Regions from separate parts of the Homo sapiens genome. Here region 1 is linked to region 2. The links are chromatin loops, found by intact Hi-C in ENCODE. Cell type or tissue: PC-9. All regions are shown on one strand. Links, peaks and the distances in the headings refer to the core of each region. The heading gives the core; the rest is flanking DNA. Region 1 overlaps LOC105369812 (a long non-coding RNA gene). Region 2 holds the start of LINC02442 (long intergenic non-protein coding RNA 2442).

Region 1 (9,741 bases), core at 4,078-6,577, 110 kb before region 2:
CCACCAAAACGAATAAAAACAAAACTCTTCAGATGCAACTGACACTGACTTGGGAAGACAAATTTAAAATGAGTGGAAATACTATGAAATTAAATTCTTAATACCTTACATTAAATTAAATAATTAAATTGAAATCTTAAAGACTATAATCAGACCATGTAAGGTTTACCATAGAAATGTAAGGAATGGTTTATTAATGGGAAATCTATAAAGAAAAAATTATATAATCATCTTAGCAGATGATACCCACTTGTGATTTAAAATATTGTAAAGTAGGAAAAGAGAGTAGTTCCTTAACAGTACTTATACAAATAGTCACTGGAGACATACTGTAGTAGAGTGTTCCCATTAGAACTGGAAATACGATAACAATATATTACCTTCAGTATTTACAATTATTTAATAGTATTGTCTTCACTTTTAAATATTTTCCTGGAAGTTGTAGCCATTGAAATAAGATAGGAAACAAACAAAAGACAGTGTGATAATTAATTTTAGGTGTCAACTTGGCTGGGCTATGGAGCTGAGATGTTTGGTCAAACACCAGTGTAGATGTTGCTCTGAAAATATTTTTTAGATATTAATTTAAATTAGTAGACTTTGAGGAAAACAGATTATCCCTCATAATGTGGGTGGGTTTCAGCCAATCAGGCTTTAAGAGAAAAGACCTAGTTCCCTTGAGGGAGAAGAAATTCTGCCTCCACACTGCCTTTGGACTTGAGACTGCAACATCAGCTCCTTCCTGGGTCTCTAGCCTGCTGGCCTGTCCTGCATATGTTGAATTTTCCAGCTCCAGAATTATGTGAGCCAATTTCTTAAAATACAGTCTCTGTACACACACACACACACACACACACACACACACACACACACACACACACACACAGCCCCTATTGGTTCTGTTTTTCTCTGGAGAACTCTAATACATACAGCAACAACAGCTAACACCTATTGAATGCTTTCTATGTGCCAGGCAATGTTTTGAGGGCTATACATGTATGTATTAACTCATTTAATCCTCACAATAACCCTAAAAAGTAGTGCTGTTTTTGTCCTTATTAAAAACTAATTAGAATGAAATATTCTGAGGATTCGTAAGAATATCTGGGCAAATTAAAGGAGAAGAACCAAAAGCCTCCAGTTTCTACCCCATACCCTTTTACTTTTAGGCAGCAACTCCAACTGTCTCATTCTGGCTAAGGTTTACCAGTACTCTGGGACCTTGCATTGGTGATGAAATTAATCCTGCTATCCTGGTGGTAGTCAGTTGAGTTGGACACAGGCTGGGAAGCAATCATATTCAGGAACTTCTGTAGAGATTGAACTTGTACTCTGATGATGCTGTATTAGTTTCCTATTGCGTTTGTAACAAATTACAGTACCACAAACTTAGAGGCTTACCATTCTGGAGGTCAGACGTCCTAAAACCGAGGTGTCAGCAGGGCTGAGTTTTAGGGAAGAGTGTTTCCTTCCAGCTTCCAAAGGCTACCTATACTCCTCGGCCCATAGCCCTTTCTCCACCTTGAAAGTGAGTAGTAGGCCATCTTCAAATTTCTCTGACCTCGGCTTTCATTGTCCATGACCTCTCTGATTCTGACCCTCTTCCTTCCCTGTTATAAGAGCCATTATGATGACTTTGAACTCACCTGGATATTCCACAATTATCTCTCTTCTCAAGATCTATAACTTAATCACATCTGCAAACTTCCTTTTGCCAGGGAAGGTAATGTATTCACAGGTTTCAGGGATTAGCCTCTGGACATCTTTGGAGGGATCATTATTCTGTCTATCATACATACCACGCATAGGTGAAAGACCCCAGCATCTCTTTCCTATGGAGAAGTATGCATGTAATGGATCAAAAAAATAAAAATGAAAAATAAAAAATAAAAAAAGCTGGCTTCTCAAACTCATATTATTATCCTGAAAAATATGTCAACTTTCAGTGTTTTCCTGTTCCTGGTTTTCTGGGGGCAAACCTGCAGCACAACCCAGTTTTAGAAAACTGTACCACTGGAAAGGAGAATTTTCTTACAACCCTGCCTTCTACCCTTTCCATATATGCATAATGTAGCAAAACTAGGAAGAAACATAGATCCATATTATTCTCATCTGGTTGCAGGGAAGTCTATGTCTAATACAGAAACAAAAGACAAATTCACAGTGGACAAGATCAATAGCTATGGCCTACCTAAAAGTTCAAAACTCTGTAGAACTTTAAAAAACAGAAACAAAATTAAAAGACAAACAACAAAGTAGAAAACTACTTACAAAATATATAACAAATGGTTAATATATTTAATCCATAGGAAAGTTATAAATTAATAGGAGGAAAACACTCCCAAGGCAGCATGGGCAAAAGAAACAGATACTTCACAAAGGAAAATACCAAGTGGCTTATATATACAGGAAAATACTTAACCTCATAAGCAGAAAGGGAATGTAAACAAAAATAACCTGACAAATGTAAAAACACATAATGACCAATGCTGGTGAAGATGTGGTGAAGCTTTTCAGGCTCCTTCCTGATTGCTGATAAGAGCATGAATGGGTACAACATTTCTGGGGTCCCATTTGACGATATGTATTAAAAGCTTACACACCCTATGACCCAGAAATTTCACTTACAGACATTTATTTGAAGGAAATAATCAGAAGACTATGCAAAAATCGGGCTGCAAGGATTTTTCACATAGTCTGCATATTTAAAACATACATGTGTATATAAGAACAAAAGAAAGAATCTAAATGTCTGAAGGAAAGATTGGTTAACTTTATTATAATCAGCTGTAAAATAGAATTATACAGTCCTTCAAAATGAGAATTTTATCCATTCAATCTTATTTATTACCTGATTTTATATTTACTGCTTTCTTTCACTAAAAACAAGGGCAGGAACTCGTTCTTTAACTGCTGTGCTCTGGAGGACTGAATGTATGGCATGATACAAACCATATTTTTCAAATAACATAACAACATGTGAATCATCTACAATTTAAAAAGAAACAATATCAAGATAGAAAAATTGTGGAGAGTAAGATGCAAAAGTAAAAGGGATTAGAAGGAAACACATCAAAATATTTATACAGATTATCTCTGGACGTTGAGATTGAAGATGATTTAATATTTTTTCATGGTATGTTTTACAGTTCCCAAATTCACCATAATGACCATTAATTTCACAGTTTGAAAATATTTAATGAATAAATACAATTTTAAAAGAAGAGTAATAGTGCCTTCTGTCAAAATCACAACTTTTTCTCCTGCACTTTTAGTAGGGGCTACTCAAAGTGAGATCTATGGACCAATGGAACCTTGGAACTTGGGTGAAATACAGAATCACAACCCACTATTAAGTCAGAATTTGAATTTTATCAAGATGCCTAGATAATTCATTTATACATTAACATTTGAGAATGTTTTAGGTTATTTGCAACTGATCATGTCATAACTGTATTGAGTTTGCTAATTACTATCAAGATGTAGTATTCAGCATTCTGTACAAATGAGTTAATATAATTTTAAATATCTTTGTGGCATTGAAATAACTTCCACACAATTTCAGTAAACTGCCTCATCATTTGGATGCAAATAATTCAGAAACACTAGGGTGAAACCTGCCCTGATATTTGCCTGTGCCCTAGCCCTTGCTGCTGGCTGTTTTAACCTCTGATTCAGTGGCTGTGAAGACACCCTGCCCTGTTTCCCTCACCCCACTGCCTCCATTAACTCATCCTTGCATTAACTACCAATGTTGCTTTTGCTCACCTGCTCATCACGTGGATCTGCTCATCCACGTGGATCCACGTGGATCCTGTTCCATATAGTCAAATACACTGTCACTTCTGAGATTACTCAGAGATTTTTAAAAGCCTATTGATCACTTGGTGTTAGGTAGACAACAGTTGCTTTTCAGAGCAAAAAAATTTTCAGAGATTTATTTATTTCAATTATTGAACATTTGCCAGATAATTGATTCATAGGACAGTCCATGACCTTGAAGACCTCTTAATAAAATGGCAAGGGTGAGAGGGATGGGAGGCAGGCAACGTGTAGAAATATCACACAGTGAGCAGATGGGATATGTGCCTTTGACAAAACACAAGAAGGGAGCAATCATAGTGCCCAGGGAAAGCCAGGAAGGATTTGGGGAGAAGTGAAATTCTTCTGTCACCTTCTAACTCCTACTCAGATGAAGTTACTGCCATAGCAGATACATCTGTAGGCTGTACACATATCACTTTTGTCATCTTCCCTGGCAGACTGATAGTTCAATGATGGCACAGAGCACATCTCTCAGGCTCACAAAGGGAGTGCTTAATCTATCTATATTCGTTCAGTGAAGGGATCTGATCTGAATCTTAGAGAGAGAGTTGGACTTGGCCTTGAGGATGGGTGGATGTTCCTTGGGGCAGAGGATGTAGCCTGCACCAAGGCAAGAGGAATAGAACACCACAGTGTGCTTTAATTGGCATCAGCACACCGTCTCCAAACTGCCTATCAGTGGATCAGGGAGATATTTCCATTTTGAAAAGGCCTGTCTGCCAAACTTGGGGGCTACAGAGAATAAAACCTTTTGACCAGCTACCGGTGACAGATTTAAAGTTAAACCACCAGCCACAGGCACATATCAGAATATGGTTCCCCCTTTCAAAGGAAGGGCTGTGATTATGCAAGCCTGCCCAGGAATCCCCAGCCTGTGCTTTATTTATGGCTGGCCCCTTCAAAGCAGAGTGCAAACGTGCTCGGAATGAGCAGGCAGGCAGCACAGCTTTGCAGCCTGGGTACCTAGAGCTTCTAGAAAAGGAAGCAGAGTTGGAGGGCTGCCAAGCCAGTAAGCTGTCTGCAGCATGACCAGGAAGAGGAGAAGCTTGGCTTTTTTGTCTTCAGTGCCTCCTCATCATTTTCTCAATATCCTGTAGCATTTGAACAGGCTGCTGTTGGTTTTCGGCAGGGTGATGTGCATGGTGACATTTGTATTAGTGGCTTCCTGATGACTGCCTTTTGTTTACCAAACCATAACAAAAGGTGGAGCTACTCCAGAAAATTGAAAGTCTATGGGTACCAAGGGCAAAAACCCCATCAAATTTGGGATGCGTGTCCTTTGGCTGCTGGAAAGGGGCCTGTAACATAGCCCTTGGTCACCCACTTGCCCTGTGCTTGGGGCACTGTGCAGGTTTGGCTGGCAGAAGGGCTCTCCCTGTCAGTAAATACTGTGCTATAGGACACAGAAGCTGGAGGTGAGCAGGCCAAAGGGATGCCTGGAGGATCCTGAAATGCTGGTTTTAGAAACCTGCTTCTTAGTGAAGGTAGCCACTCCCTGGGGCTGTATCACCCTGCCCTGCAGCTCTTGAGGCATTGCCGGGCATGCACTCCATGTCACCCGAGAGAAGTTACACCTTCAGGTTCAGTAGAGGCCACTGCCCCAGAAGAAGGGTGTGGAAAGAATATTTGAGATGTGAGACTCTGAGCTGAACTCAGTATGACCTTGCATAGCCGTTTGCTTCAGTCCCAAACCAGCTTCCTTTAACCTCTAGTGAAAATGTTTCCCACATGTGTCAAGTAAGGCTTATCAGCAAAATCTGATGGGACTAAGATGTATAGGAACCAAGGTAGGGAGGAAGAACTTTCTCAATGACTCTTCACCCAGAGCAGAAACTACCTTTTCTCATTTCTCTTTAGTACACTGGAGTGGTTTGACTGTTCAAATATTTTTGGAGCTTGGCTCCAAAAATGCAGTCCCTGACCACAGGGAGCTGAATACAAAGGCTCCCTCTTAGAGAACATGTTTTATGTCCTCCTGAATGCTTTCACATATCTATAGTCCCCATGAAAAGACACAGCCCATCTTGTGAGGTGCCTGAGGTCCATGCTAGTTTCCTTTGATGCATGCAGACATGAAGGAAGCTAACAAGGGTCTTCCGTGCAAGGGACCCAGGACTCTGGACTCTGGGGCCTACTGCAGCACCATGGACACTTGTCTTCACCCCTTCATCACAGGCCTGCAATGGTACTGTCTCTGGTGGAGGAATAGACAGCCTAGTTTGGCAAATTTACTTTCTTCTACCTCTGAGACTTGTAACTCAGGCTTTTTGTGAGATCTTCAGTGCAATATCTTTCTTGGTTTAGTCTAAATATAGTTTTCAGTAGGCAGGAGAATAATGCTTAGAAAGCATACAACTTGCTGATGTCAGGGGGAGAGAGATCTATTTCTATTATATCAGGGCTCCCCAACCCCCGGGCCACAGACCTGTACTGGTCCATGGCCTGTTAGAAACCTGGCCATACAGCAGGAAGTGAGCAGCAGGTGAGCAAGCATTACTGCCTGAGTTTCCTGTCAGATCAGCAGCAGCATTAGATTCTCATAGGCATGCAAACCCTGTTGTGAACTATGCATGTGAGGGATCTAGGTTGCATGCTCCTTTTGAGAATCTAATAAGGCCTGATGATCTGAGGTGGAACAGTTTTACCCCAAAACCACCAACCTCCTTGATCTGTGGAAAAACTGTCTCCCATGAAACTGGTCCCTGGTGCCAAAAAAGATCGCGGGCCACTGTATCATGCCATATAATTCAGCTTTTATATGACTCATATTTGTTTATTCAACTGTCATTGTCCTAATTCTCATCTGCATACTGCCTGAAGTAGTTAATCTTTGGGTCTACAATAGCTGCCTTCTTGGCAATTCTGCCAACATATTCCTCGAATAATCCTATATTCACCAGCCTCCAGTGGAAGACATCAAGGCTCTGAACAGAGCTCCAGAAAAAGGAAATGTCTGCATTCTAGGAAGGGCATACTTCAAGAGGGGCTACTTTTCCTAATTTGCACAAAAGCCCCCAGAGGGCTAATGATGTCTCTGGGAGAAACAGAACTCTGGCAGGTTATTTAGATACATTATCCCTTTTTTTCTGAGCATGGAGTTTTGGGAAGGCCATTCTCTCCCCAAGCCTTTGCCACTTTTAACTATTAAAAGATTGTAAACATTCCAGGCCGGGCACAGTGACTCATGCCTGTAATCCCAGCACTTTGGGAGACTGAGGCAGGAGGATCATCTGAGGCCAGGAGTTTGAGACCAACCTGGCCAACATGGCCAGTTCTCTACTAAAAATACAAAAAATTAGCCAGGCGTGGTGGCAGGTGCCTGTAATCTCAGCAACTCGGAAGGCTAAGGCAGGAGAATAGCTTGAACCCGGGAGGCAGAGGTATATATATATGTACATATATGTACTTATATTAGTACTTGTATATGTACTAGTATATATATAAAATAAGCATTCCAAACAGTTTTGAAAAAATTCAGTAATTCTACTTATTCTTGTGTATTCTGTAGTTCCTGTTCATATATAATTTATAAATCATATCAGAATGTGCTCTCAATTTTCTATGCTACCTTTTTTGCTGAAACTTATGCCATAAACACTTCACATTTCTAGTGGTTTCTGTTTTTCATAAGAATTGTGATAGTGCATAACTTCCTCTGAGGAAATGGATGACAACTCGTTTAATTATTCCTGTATTCCTGGACTTTTGATGTTGCTTGTGGTGTTTTGCCTTCATAGATAGCACATCCGTGAGCATCTCTGTGTCCACAGCTGCCCTTCTTTTGTACAGCTGGCCCTTGAACAACACGGATTTGAACTGCACAGGTTCACTTATTTGTGAATTTTCTTCAGTTTCCGGCACCCTAGACAGCAAAACCTCCTGCTCTTCTTCCTCCTCAGCCTACTTAATCTGAAGAAGACAGGGATGAAAAGCTTTATGATGATCCACTTCTACTTAAGGAATAGTAAATATATTTTCTCAACAGCATTTACTTGCTAGCTTACTGTATTGTAAGGATACAGTATATACTACTCATAGCATAAAAATATGTACTAATTAACTGTTTATATTATTGGTAAGACTTCCAATCAACAGTGTGCTATTAGTAGTTAAGTTTTTGAGGAGTCAAGAGTTATACGTTGGAGAGCTGGTGAAGATGGTGGACTAGAAGCAGCTACTGTGCCCTGCTCTCATGGAGAGAAATAGAAGGGGCAAATCAATACAACACCTTCATGAAACACTCCTGTACCTGCATTGGGATTCATCAAGAAAACAACTTGACCCATGGAGAATGGAGAAGAGTAAGGCAGGACAATCGCCCACCCAGGAGTGATGTGGAGCCAGGGGAATCTCCCCTGCCCAGGGAAGCAGTGATTGAGTGAGCGACTCCAGGGACCCAGGCTTCTCCCATGGATCTTTTCAATCCTCAGGTCACTCCACCAGGGCCTTCAGTCTGATACAGAGAGCTATGTAGAGTCTTGTCAGAGAAACTACTCAGGCACACTCAAACTTCCAGGGGCTTTAGATACCCACACTTCCCAGCAAAAGCAGCTGCAACTCTGGCAAAGTGGGAGGTTAGACCTCTACATATATCCCTAGGAAAGGGGCTGAATCCAGGGTGCTGAGCAGTGATGGTGTACAGGCCCTGCTTCCACAGATCCTGCTTCCACAGCACCTCACATGATAAGACCCACTGGCTTGGAACTCCAGCCAGCCGCAAGTAGCAATGTTACTCCTCCCCGAAAGGGAACATCCAGAGGGAGGGGTGGCCCACCATCCTTGCTGTTTCACAGTTTTAACCATTGATACCTTTGGGCTCCAGAGAATCCGAGGTGATTAAGGACTGGAGCAGACAACCAGCACAGTGCAGCAGCTCTATCAAGAGGCTGCCAGACTGCTCTTTCACACAGGTACCAGATCTTGTTTCTCTTCACTGGGAAAAATCTCCCAACCAAGGTTTACAACCACCCTGCCAGTGTTTCCCAGCTGTATTAGTCCATTCTCATGCACTATAAAGAATTCCCTGAGACTGGGTAGTTTATAAAGGAAAGCGGTTTAACTGACTCACAGTTCTGCAGGGATGGGGAAACCTCAGGAAACTTACAATCATGGCAGAAAGGGAAGCAAACATGTCCTTCTTCACATGGTGGCAGGAAGGAGTAGTGCTGAGCAAAAGGAGAAAAGCCCTTTATAAAACCATCAGATCTCATGAGAACTCCTTGCTATCACAAGAACAGCATGGAGGTACTCACCCCCATGATTCAATTATGTCCTGCCACGTCCCTCTCATGACACATGGGGTTTATGAGAACTATAATTCAAGATGAGATTTGGGTGAGGACACAGCCAAACCATATAATTCCCCCACTGGCCCCTCCCAAATCTCATGTCTTCACCTTTCAAAACATAGTCACTCCTTTCCAACAGTCCCTCACATTCTTAGCTCATTCCAACATTAACCAAAAAGTCCAAGTCCAAAGTCTCACCTGAGACGAAGCAAGTTCCTTCTGTATATGAGCCTGTAAAATCAAAAGCAAGTTAGTTACTTCCTAGATAAAGTGGGGGAACAGGCATTGGATAAATATACCCTTTCCAAATGGGAGAAATTGGCCAAAATGAAGGGACTACAGGCCCCATGCAAGCCTGGAATCCAGCAGGGCAGTCAAATCTTAAAGCTTTGAAATGGTCTCCTTTGACTCCATGTCTCACATCCAGGTCATGCTGATGCAAAAGGTGGGCTCCCACAGCCTTGGCAGCTCTTCCCCTATAGCTTTGCAGGATTCAGCCCCACTCCCAGCTGCTTTCATGGGCTGGCATTGAGTATCTGCAGCTTTTCCAGGTGCATGGTGCAAGCTGTTGGCGGATCTACCATTCTGGGGTCTGGAGGGCAGTGGCCTTCTTCTCACAGCTCCACTA
Region 2 (9,741 bases), core at 3,057-5,556:
TCTTCCTTTCACAGATGAAGAAATAGGGACCCAGAGAAGCCATATAATGTATGCCAAGGTCACACAACCATGATTAAATGCCTTTTTTGTGTGTGAGATGGGGTTTCACTCTGTCACCCAGATTGGAGTCCAGTGGTGCAATCTCAGCTCACTGCAACCTCTGCCTCCCTGGCCCAAGCGACTCTCATGCCCCAGCCTCCTGAGTAGCTGGGACTACAGGCATGTGCCACCACACCCAACTAATTTTTGTATTTTTGTGTAGAAATGGGTTTTGGTCATGTTGCCCTGGCTGGTCTCGAACTCCTGAGCTCAGGCAATCCACCCACCTCAGCCTCCCAAAGTGCTGGGATTACAGGCGTGAGCCACTGCACCCAGTCTGTTTAAATGCCAACTTTATAAACCTAAGATTAGTTGTAAAGGAAATTTTAGAGATGGCTTTCAACATAAGTTGGGTAGCAGATTTATAACAAAGTTCTGGCTGACATTTAGAATAGTGATAAGCTGAGTAATAATATTCAACAGGGAATCTCAGATAACTTCAAGGGGCCTTTTGGAGTCCTGGTGTTTCAATCCAGAAATTCCTTATCCTCTCAGCATTACGTCTGCCAAGCCTACACACCAAGAAACCTGGCCCTGGGATGTTCTAGACAACAAGAAGTTCCATTTAACCACATTCCTTTAAAGTCAAGGGCCAGACTTAGGAAGCCAGCTTCTTGCTTTCTCTCTTCAAGCCCCTACCCGGGTACTTCTAGAGTATGAGAATCAAGGTGCCCAGAAAACAGAAACCAGCAGCCCAAATTGGAGAGAATTTAGACCTTAAAATCTTCATGGGCTCAAAAATTTTCTCATTAGTATCTGCCTTCTGATCATAACGGTCCCAGAAAATTCAAAACATGTCTTGCGGATCTGAAGCCACCCTGCATCTCCAGTGTTAGCGTAGCTCAATCCCCTTTTGTTTTCTACGTTCTTCTCCTTCTCTTCTACCGTCTTTGTCCACACCTCCCACATGTCCACCATATCCAGCCTGGGAAAGGTGCAGCCATGGCTGGGCACGGGAAGGAAAAGGAGGAGTGATGTGCCGTCCCCTCCCCGAAGTCTCAGCCCCAGGGTGGGGTATTATTCTACTTCCTAATCCTTACATTTCTGCAGTGGTTCCTGTCTCTAAAGTCTTCATGTCTCCCTCCACCATGTTTCTTGATGACACCAGAGTTTTATTTGAGAAACATGGAAAAACTGGCCAGTGAGCCCCTCAACCCCAAACCACACCCCCTTTGTGTGGCAGCACAATTAATACGAAGTCCCAGTGTTTGTGTCTGTAGCCTATATTGTTTGCCGTCTGCCTTTGGGAGAGGCAGACCTCCTTCAGGGTCTATCAGCGGCACTTTATTGTTTGTATCTTCTATTTAAATTTTTAATACGGATACATTGATAATTTTAATTAAAAATAACTTTCTGCATTACTTCACAACCTGTTTCTTTTTTTTAGTTTGCGGTAATATGTTGAGAATAGTATGTGATACCTGTGGCAGGAGAGAGGAGTAGATTCCTTTTAAGGCAGTTAGAGGAACTCCTTGTTGTTCAGGCAAGCACCAAGGCAAGAAGCAGTGACAATTTTTCACTGACAGTGCCCCAAACTTGCCCTGCAAAGCTTAAAAGGAGACGCTGCTCTTTGAGGTCCACTGCTTGAATCCAAGGCATGTGCTATGCTTAGTGGAGTGTGTTTAGAGCTCCTTTTTCCAACATGCCAAAAAAAAAAAAAAAAAAAAAAAAGATGCTCATGCTACTTCTTGCTTTCTGTCTATTTCTTTCTTGCCCTTAGGCTTAAAAGTAAGCATGATGGAGAACAAGAGAGAAGGCGTGCCCTGGCAACCATTGCCAGGAAACAGATTTCACTGAAGTCATAAATTAGAAAGATAACCCACTTACCGGAGGTGGGTTCATATGCAATGCTGAAAAATCTGCCAGTATAGAGAATATTGCTACCTTTAGCTTCAGTTTTTTTAATCACTCATGTTTGATAATTATAAAGATGTTTAAAGAGGAAATCATGATGTATAATCCTATCACTGTGTAAGCTCTGCTGATACTTTTTCTCATATAAATGTTTTCTTATGTAAAAATAATAAATACACATGGTAAAACAAAAATCAGACAGAAATATACAAAACAGAAAGTAAAAGTCTACTTAACATATGCTTCCTGCTTTCTTTATTTTTTAAGCTTAAATTTGCCAAAGGAGCTTCCTACTTTCAAAAACTTCTTTACACACACATATATAAATGTGTGTTCTTTTTTATTATTTATGTAAAAGAGATAATGCTGCTCACTTTTTTGGTCTTATATCTTTATTTTTCACTTTTTGGAAATCTACATCAATATTTTAATTCTGCTCTATGACTACATCATATTTTATTGAACCAATCTGCTTTGCAAATGAATTGGTGGATATTGTTGTCAATGAATGATTAAAGGACTTCAACACATTAGAATTAAAATGAAGCTATGAAATCACCTCAATTACCATTTATGAATTTATTATCTCTACTTAACAAGTGTTTATTGAGCACCTAGTATATACCAGACATTTTCTTAGGTGCCAGGGATGTAAGCAGGATAATCATCTCTGAGTCAAATGGATCATAGCCTAAGTGGAGGGAGATAGCTCAGCAAATCAATAATTACTGTCACTGCTGAGATATGAATAACAAAAAATGCTGTAGCCACTGAGATTAGAAGCCCAGTGTAAGCTAAAGTTAAAGGGTTAATGAGGAGAAAATCTTGAGCAAGCCACATGTGGGAAGGCTTGAAGACATGAAGTAGCACAATGTATTCATGGAGGTGCAAGAATTTGGGGGTGGTCAGAGCACAAGTTTCGTGAGGGAATCCAGCCTAGGCAACAGAGCAAGAGCCCATCTCTAAGGCCTTTAAGCTAGAGACAGAGGCTGGGGTCAAAGCCATACCACAAACTTTATCCCAAAAGCCATAGGGAGTCATTGAGGTTTTAAGTACTGTGGGGAGAAGGGAAATGGGAGTGATGTGATAATTTTTAAATAATTTAAGAAAAAAGCAAAAATTAAGGATTAAAATAGAAAAACTTCTGGCTACAAATTCACTCTCAGCATAGAGAAAGGAAATAAGAGCTAGATAAGAAAAATAAACGGGCTGCAGGTGCAGTGGCTTATGTCTGTAATCCCAGCATTTTGAGAGGCTGAGGTGGGAGGATCACTGTAGTTCAAGACCAGCCTGGGCAACAAGGTGAGACTCTGTCTCTATAAAAATAAAAATTAAAAAAATTAACTGAGCATGGTTGCTCATGCCTCTAGTCCTAGCTGCTTGAAAGGCTGAGATGGGAGAATCGCTTGAGCCCAGGAGTTTGAGATTATAGTGAGCTATGATTGCACCACTGCACTCCAGCCTGGGTAACAGAATGATGAAAACCCATCTCTTAAAAAAAATGAAAGAAGGAAGGAAGAGAGAGAGAGAAAGAAAGGAAGGAAGGGAGAAAAGAAAGAAAGAAAGAGAGAGAGAGAAAGAAGGAAAAGAAAGAAAGAAAGAAAAAGAAAGACCAAGCAAGCAGGGAGGGAGGGAGGAAGAAAGGAAGGAGAAAAGAGAAAAGGAAGGAAGGAGAGAGAGAAAGAAAGAAGAAAGGAAAGAAAGAAAGAGAGAAAGAAAAGAAAAAGAGAAAAAGAAAGGAAGGAAGGAAGGAAGGAAGGAAGGAAGGAAGGAAGGACGGAAAGGGAAAAGAGAAAAGGAAGGAAGGGGAAAAAAGAAAAGAAAGAAAAGGAAGGAAGGAAGGCAACAACAACAACAAAAACAGATTTCAAATGAAAAGTGAGTACGACAGGATACTGAGAGTATGAGCAAGATAACAAATTATTAAAGGATAGTTAAGAAAGGTAAATTAAATTTTTGATACAATATTCTAACTTAAATCATTCTAATGAATTTAATTCTCAATAAATATACTTCATAAAATCCATCAGGTAAGATGATCTTTGGCAAAGAAAAACTAGGATCCTTCTGAGTGGTGCACTGGAGCCAGCTAAATTGGTCATGGTAGGAGTATTTATACCATGGAAACTGGCCAACACACAAATCAGTTTTGGTTTTGCTTTTGTTTTCCCCAAGAGTGCCTGTTGTTAAACATTTGTCAGCACACTATTGAACCCTCCTTGAGTGAAGCAACTAGGAATCATTGAAAACATCCACAATTTAATTTCTTCCAGAGACACCAAACTATTTCTATGCCTCCTCCCAATCCCCTCAAGTCCTAAAACCTATTTCATTGTCGAGATTATCAGCACATCAAAACATGTATTGTAAGTCACATCATTACATTTGCAAGGAGATAAAGAAATTAAAAAGCATAAGCATAAAGACAGGTCCTATGACTCTTGTTGCCCAGCCCTGGTGAAGACTAAGAAGCTGATAACTAGTGACAACTCTCCATTTTAACAGCCTGTTTCCCACAGGTGAAAGGGACCCATCATAGGCCTGCAGTGATTCTGATGACTCACAGGAAAGCAGTCCAGCTTGTTTGGCCAGTTCTTGGGTTATTGGACAGTCATGAATAGCTTTGGAGCTACTAAAGTCTCCTCTGGTGCCCTGAAGCTTCATTACTTCCATGAAATTCAGAGAGAGGTATTTATTTTACTGTTACCACTTTGGTATCATTTTATGGTTTCTCTTTCCAGAAACTTCTGTGCCAGAGCCAAAGTAATGGGACTGGATCTGTCTTTTTTTTTTTTTTTTAAGTGTTCATGATCATGCAACAGATACACCCACAACCAGTGAGTTTCAAAGCCAAAGGAAAACAACAGGCCTTTGATTAGGCTGTACCTACTCCAGTGCAGGAGGGCACCGCAGCAGCTGGGGGAGCCTGGCTTCACCACCTCTTTTCATTCTCCAGAGATGGGTGGAAAACAGTGTGTGGGTTGGAATTAAGGAATTGGGTTGACTAGCCCAAGGCTGGTTGGGAGCCTGCAGTTCAGAGAGAGATTATTGCTTTATTGGCTCTGGTAAAAAAAAAAAAAAAAAAAAAAAAAATGTGACCATCTTACATCATCTCAGCAGGACTGAAAATTTCACATGATTATCAAAGTGCATGAAATGCTAGACAGATCATTGAATGTGAGTGGAAAGGGAAAGGAGGGGTTGGTGGAGCAGAGGTAGATGCCCACTTTCTCACCAAAAAGAGCATCAGGACCTACTAATGGGTGCAGGAAAGTGAGTCAGATCTGGCCTTAAGGAAGTATCCTGAGTACCCACCAGTGCTCAGTTTCCTTATTGATATATCACTAGATACCAGCTACCATGACTTCTCTGCTCCTTTCCTGTCAATGACCACCCAGCTGAACCCTGCTCAGAAAAACTCTCCTTGCTTCAAGAGGGATTGTGTGGGCTTAGCTCAGGTTCATGGAAACACCCTGCTTGTTTCTTTCCTGTGGAGTGGATGGTGAAAGGAGTTGTTAGCACCAGTCAGCTTTTTCTTATCAAGTAACTTCATTATTTCTAGGGCAGCCACATACCCTTGTTTGTCCCAGACAGAGGGGTTTCTGGGACGCAAGACTTTTACTGCTAAAATCAGGAAAGTTCCTGGCAAACGGGGATGAGAAGTCACCCTAATTGTCACAGTATCTGATGAGGTGCCAAATGAGTAAGGGACAGTCAACACTGATGAAGGTTGGAATTGGTAGCTGGGAGTTTTGTACAATGCTGTGTATTTTACAATGCACTTTCACACACACTATCTCATTTTAATCTTATAACAAATTAAAGAGGGCAGAGGAGGTATTACTATTGCTTCATGTTGATGAAAAAATTGAGCCACAAAGATTAAGTGACTAGCTCAATGACACAGAGCTGGTTAGTAGCACAAAATTCGGGTGTTGCTTCCAACTCTCTGTGGAGTGAGATAGGAAGCAATTGATAGCTGGAGTCTGTGTTCTTTCTGCTGTACCATGTTGTCTCTCCAGTTATAGGGAGAATGGAATTCCTTTTTCTCTCATCACTTGCCTTTGTTTTTTCTTGTTATGATGCTCTGTTGTAGAGTGACAATCTTGCAGTGAAGAATAATTCAATGGAAATTCATAGCTTTGTCCCCAACCACCAACAACCAGGAAGCACAAATGCTCAGACATTAGCTGTGACTTCTACCCAAAGGCAAGGTAAAATGTCATTGCCAAGGATTACATTCAAATGACCTCTAATGTGGTTTTCTGATGGAGGGAAGAACTGAAGACAACACTAGTTCATCAGAAAATGCTGAGTGGAGAATTGCAGAGGTAGGGAGAAGAGAGAGCTGTGCATCTTAAGGCAAGATGACAGGCTCAGAAGTCAACAGCCTCAAGCAGAAGCATGCAGGGTTCTGGGATGAGAAACATGACTCAGCATTTATCCTTTCCTATAAAACATAGCAGCGTGTTAAGGCTGCATTTGAAATTTTACACTAAGGCCAGTGATAATATCTAAATTACGGTCATGACATGCATAACTTGATATCAGGTAGACTAGAAATTCTTCCTAAAATTAGAGAAGTTACAACCAAACCCAAACCTATCATTTCTGTATCCAATGACAGTCACAAAAGTATGAATATCTATGAGGAATTATAATGAATCTAAAATTTCTCTGGCCAGTCCTATTTCTTTTAGAATGTCAAGCAGCATTTGATTTATGATAATGGCTCAGATTTTCAAGATTAAATTCATGTTGGTATACTGTCTTTTAAAGCATGAAAACCCATTTGCTACAGAATGATATAATCATAATCTGCACTATAAATGAAAAGGCTTTATGTTGGCAAAACAAACATCTCTGAGATGCAGTAGAGCGATATGGTATACTGGTATGTACGGCGTGAAGAAAAGAGCTAGGGTTTTGCAATCAGCAGATTCAAGTTGAAATTCCAGTTGTGTTAGTGTGTGATGTTGGATGTTAAGTCTCAATTTTTTCATCTGTAAAATGTAAATCTTGTAGATTTGTTGTACTCTTAGATTTGTGGCCTCATAGATTTGCCTCCTCAGCTTCCTCTGTCTTGTTGCTTCTGTGGACAGCACATGGAACAGGGAACACAAGAAGGTTTCAAAAGATTTAAAATCATGGTTTTTAACATGTCTAAGATGTTATATGGTAAACTCCTTCCACCCATCAGCACTATCTCTCCTATACCAGGAGTAAGCCATAATATTTGTTTTACAAACTGCAATACTTAAATGCTTTTGGAGCAATTGAAATGCTTAAAAAATAGAAAAAACATCTCCAGTTCACCTTATCAAAAGCTGCAAGGACCCCTTCTTCCTTTATATAAAAATATTGACACACCTAGGCACACTAAGGGGCGTGTGAGATAGATTGGCAATTCAGATCTCCTGGCCCTTCACACTGGTCAATACCCACTTAATGCCACACTTGAGGCTTTTCCTCACATGCAGGGAAGCTGTAAGAGTTTAAATGACCTAATGGCTATAAAAGTTCCTAGAAGGGTACCTAGCTCAAAACAATGCATTCTCCCTTCCAACTTTGTTTTCTGGGTTCCACAGTTATTGAGACATTTTCCATTTGATATCACACAATTTTTTTTTTGCCAGTGTACCCAGAAGAATGCACTCTGATGATTCTATGTGTTTTTAGAAGGAGGGCCGAAGGACGCAAATTTTATTCAGTTATCTAAAAGTCTGACTGCCTGAAGTGATATTATTATTTCAGTTGTTAGAAAACTACGTAAGTATAGATAAGATAAAAATTGAATCATGTTGATTCTAGTCATCTATCAGCTTTTTTGTAGTAGTGATTTAATATTAACTTAATATTTTATGTTGTAAAAAGTTAGGAATCTTGTTTACATGTTAGAAATAGTTATGTTGCTGTCCTCCCTAAAATCCATAAAGCAGAAATTATATATAAATAAATTTACAGGTGCCTTTAGTCATGATGAAGGATTTCTCAGAATTCTTCTTTTCTTTTTTTTTGAGACAGGGTCTCTCTCTGTGTTGCCCAGGCTGGAGTGCAGTGGCGTGATCTCGGCTCACTTAAGCCTTGGCCTCCTCGGCTCCAGTGATTCTTCCACCTCAGCTTCCCTGGTAGCTGGGACTACAGGCACACAACACCCTGCCTGGCTAATTTTTGTATTTTTTATAGAGACGAGGTTTTACCATGTTCCCCAGGCTGGTATCAAACTCCTGGACTCAAGCTATCCTTCCACCTTAGCCTCCCAAGGTGCTATGATTACAGGCGTAAGCCACCGCACTCAGCACCTCAGAATTCTTGAATATAAAATTGCTCTGATTTATTTGACTATAGAAATGACTGAAAAATCTCAGCATTTTAAACTTTTTTTGTATACCCTGTTTCTAACTGCACTAAGATAAACAGTACAGTTATGTGTGTATATTTATATATTTTTTCCATGTTGGGGTATTTTCTGATCTTTCTCTAAAAAGCCATATATGACAATTAGCAGTAAGATGGAAAAGATAAAAGATATATTTGAGTTAATTTGGATAAAAAATAGACTTTTCTATTTAAGATTTCAAAATATTAATGACCTAAAACAAAACAAATTTTGCTGTTGGTCAGTTTTACTCTGGTTGAAGTAATGCATATTAGAAATAAAAGAAATCTTAAATAAGGACCATCTTCTAAATGTTAGCCAGGGGAGAAAAAAATAACAATGAGTCTTATCTACTGTTAAAGACTGTTTGTATCCTCCCAAAATTAATCTGTTGAAGCCCTAACCCCCAGTGTGATGGTGCTTGCAGATGGAGCCTTTGGAACATAATTAGGTTTAGATGAGGTCCTGAGGGTACAGCCCTAATCCCATGATATTACTGCCCCTAGAAGAAGAAACACTAATGAGTTTGCTCTCTCTCTCCACCACGTAAGGACACAGCAAGAAGGCAGCCATCTGCAAGCCATGAAGAGAGCCCTCACCAGAAACAAAGCATGCCGGCACCTTGATCTTGGACTTCTAGACTCCAGAACTGTGAGAAAATACATTTCTGTTGTTTAAGCCACACAGTCTGTGGTGTTTTGTTACAGTGGCTTGAGCAGATTAATCTGTTTACCAAAGGGAAGATGGACGTACACGCTATGGCTAGGAAGGAATGATAACTTATCATTGAACCTAAATGTAGGGGATGTCCTGCCTAAAATTTTGACCATGCTTTTATTTGTGTGTATGTATTTTTGTTTTGTTTTGTTTTTGCTCCTGGGTCAGCCTTGGGAGGGTAAATCACTACTGAAAGAAACATGGCTTTGTCCCCCAAAAAAGGATGAACATGTAGACCCTCTGGGAGTAATCAAGGCCTAGTATTAAGGAAAGACAGGGAAAGGTCAGGAGGCCTTTACTTCTGTGAGTGTCTGGAACCCAAAAAGACAATAAAAGCCTGCTGCGGATTAGGGCCTCAAAGTCAGTAGCTTCCTAGCCTCATTCTTGGAATTTACATCCCCAGGAAGAAAAAAGGGTTGCTGGTTGGGAGTCCTCAAATGGTAGGCTATTAGGCCACTTGTGACATGGCACTCTTGAGACAACTGGTGCATTGGAGGATAGTTTCAAGGTAAACAGTGAACCTGGAGCTCCTTGCCTAAGCTTGGATTTGAGCAAAAAAAAAAAAAAAAAAAAAAAAAAATAGCTTTGTTCAAAAATCCAAAATGGCAGAACCAGCTTCCTGAAAGACATGGCTCCTCATTTCCATCCACCCCCACAGACCTGGACCAGAAATATTCCTCAGTGCCCTTTAG

What was found. Hi-C counts contacts between places; a loop is a spot of excess contacts. Peaks named below come from ENCODE experiments on the same cell type or tissue, not always from the same donor. Only the 100,000 strongest peaks of a DNase experiment are listed, where the experiment ranks them.
Region 1: a loop joins it to region 2, with 13 times the contacts of the local background. A loop is called at or near these places in 4 of 110 quality-filtered maps.

The regions. Positions count from the first base shown.
Region 1 is chr12:67,478,700-67,488,440 of GRCh38, forward strand. It overlaps LOC105369812 (a long non-coding RNA gene), which reads left to right. Exons shown (of 5, transcript XR_001749186.2): 5 at 1-1,995. Among named protein-coding and RNA genes, the nearest start is that of LINC02408, 37 kb to the right of the region's middle. RefSeq lists enhancers at 5,096-5,145, 5,706-5,755, 5,976-6,155. In PC-9, for the core only: no CTCF peak of the experiment used is centred there; DNase peaks (open chromatin) are centred at 4,862, 5,452, 6,322 and 6,562; H3K4me3 peaks cover 1,387 bases; H3K27ac peaks cover 2,288 bases.
Region 2 is chr12:67,588,727-67,598,467 of GRCh38, forward strand. LINC02442 (long intergenic non-protein coding RNA 2442) reads right to left here and starts at 1,264. Exons shown (of 3, transcript NR_183543.1): 1 at 1,140-1,264. RefSeq lists a silencer at 881-1,100 and an enhancer at 4,138-4,227. In PC-9, for the core only: no CTCF peak of the experiment used is centred there; DNase peaks (open chromatin) are centred at 4,095, 4,525 and 5,065; H3K4me3 peaks cover 1,643 bases; H3K27ac peaks cover 2,282 bases.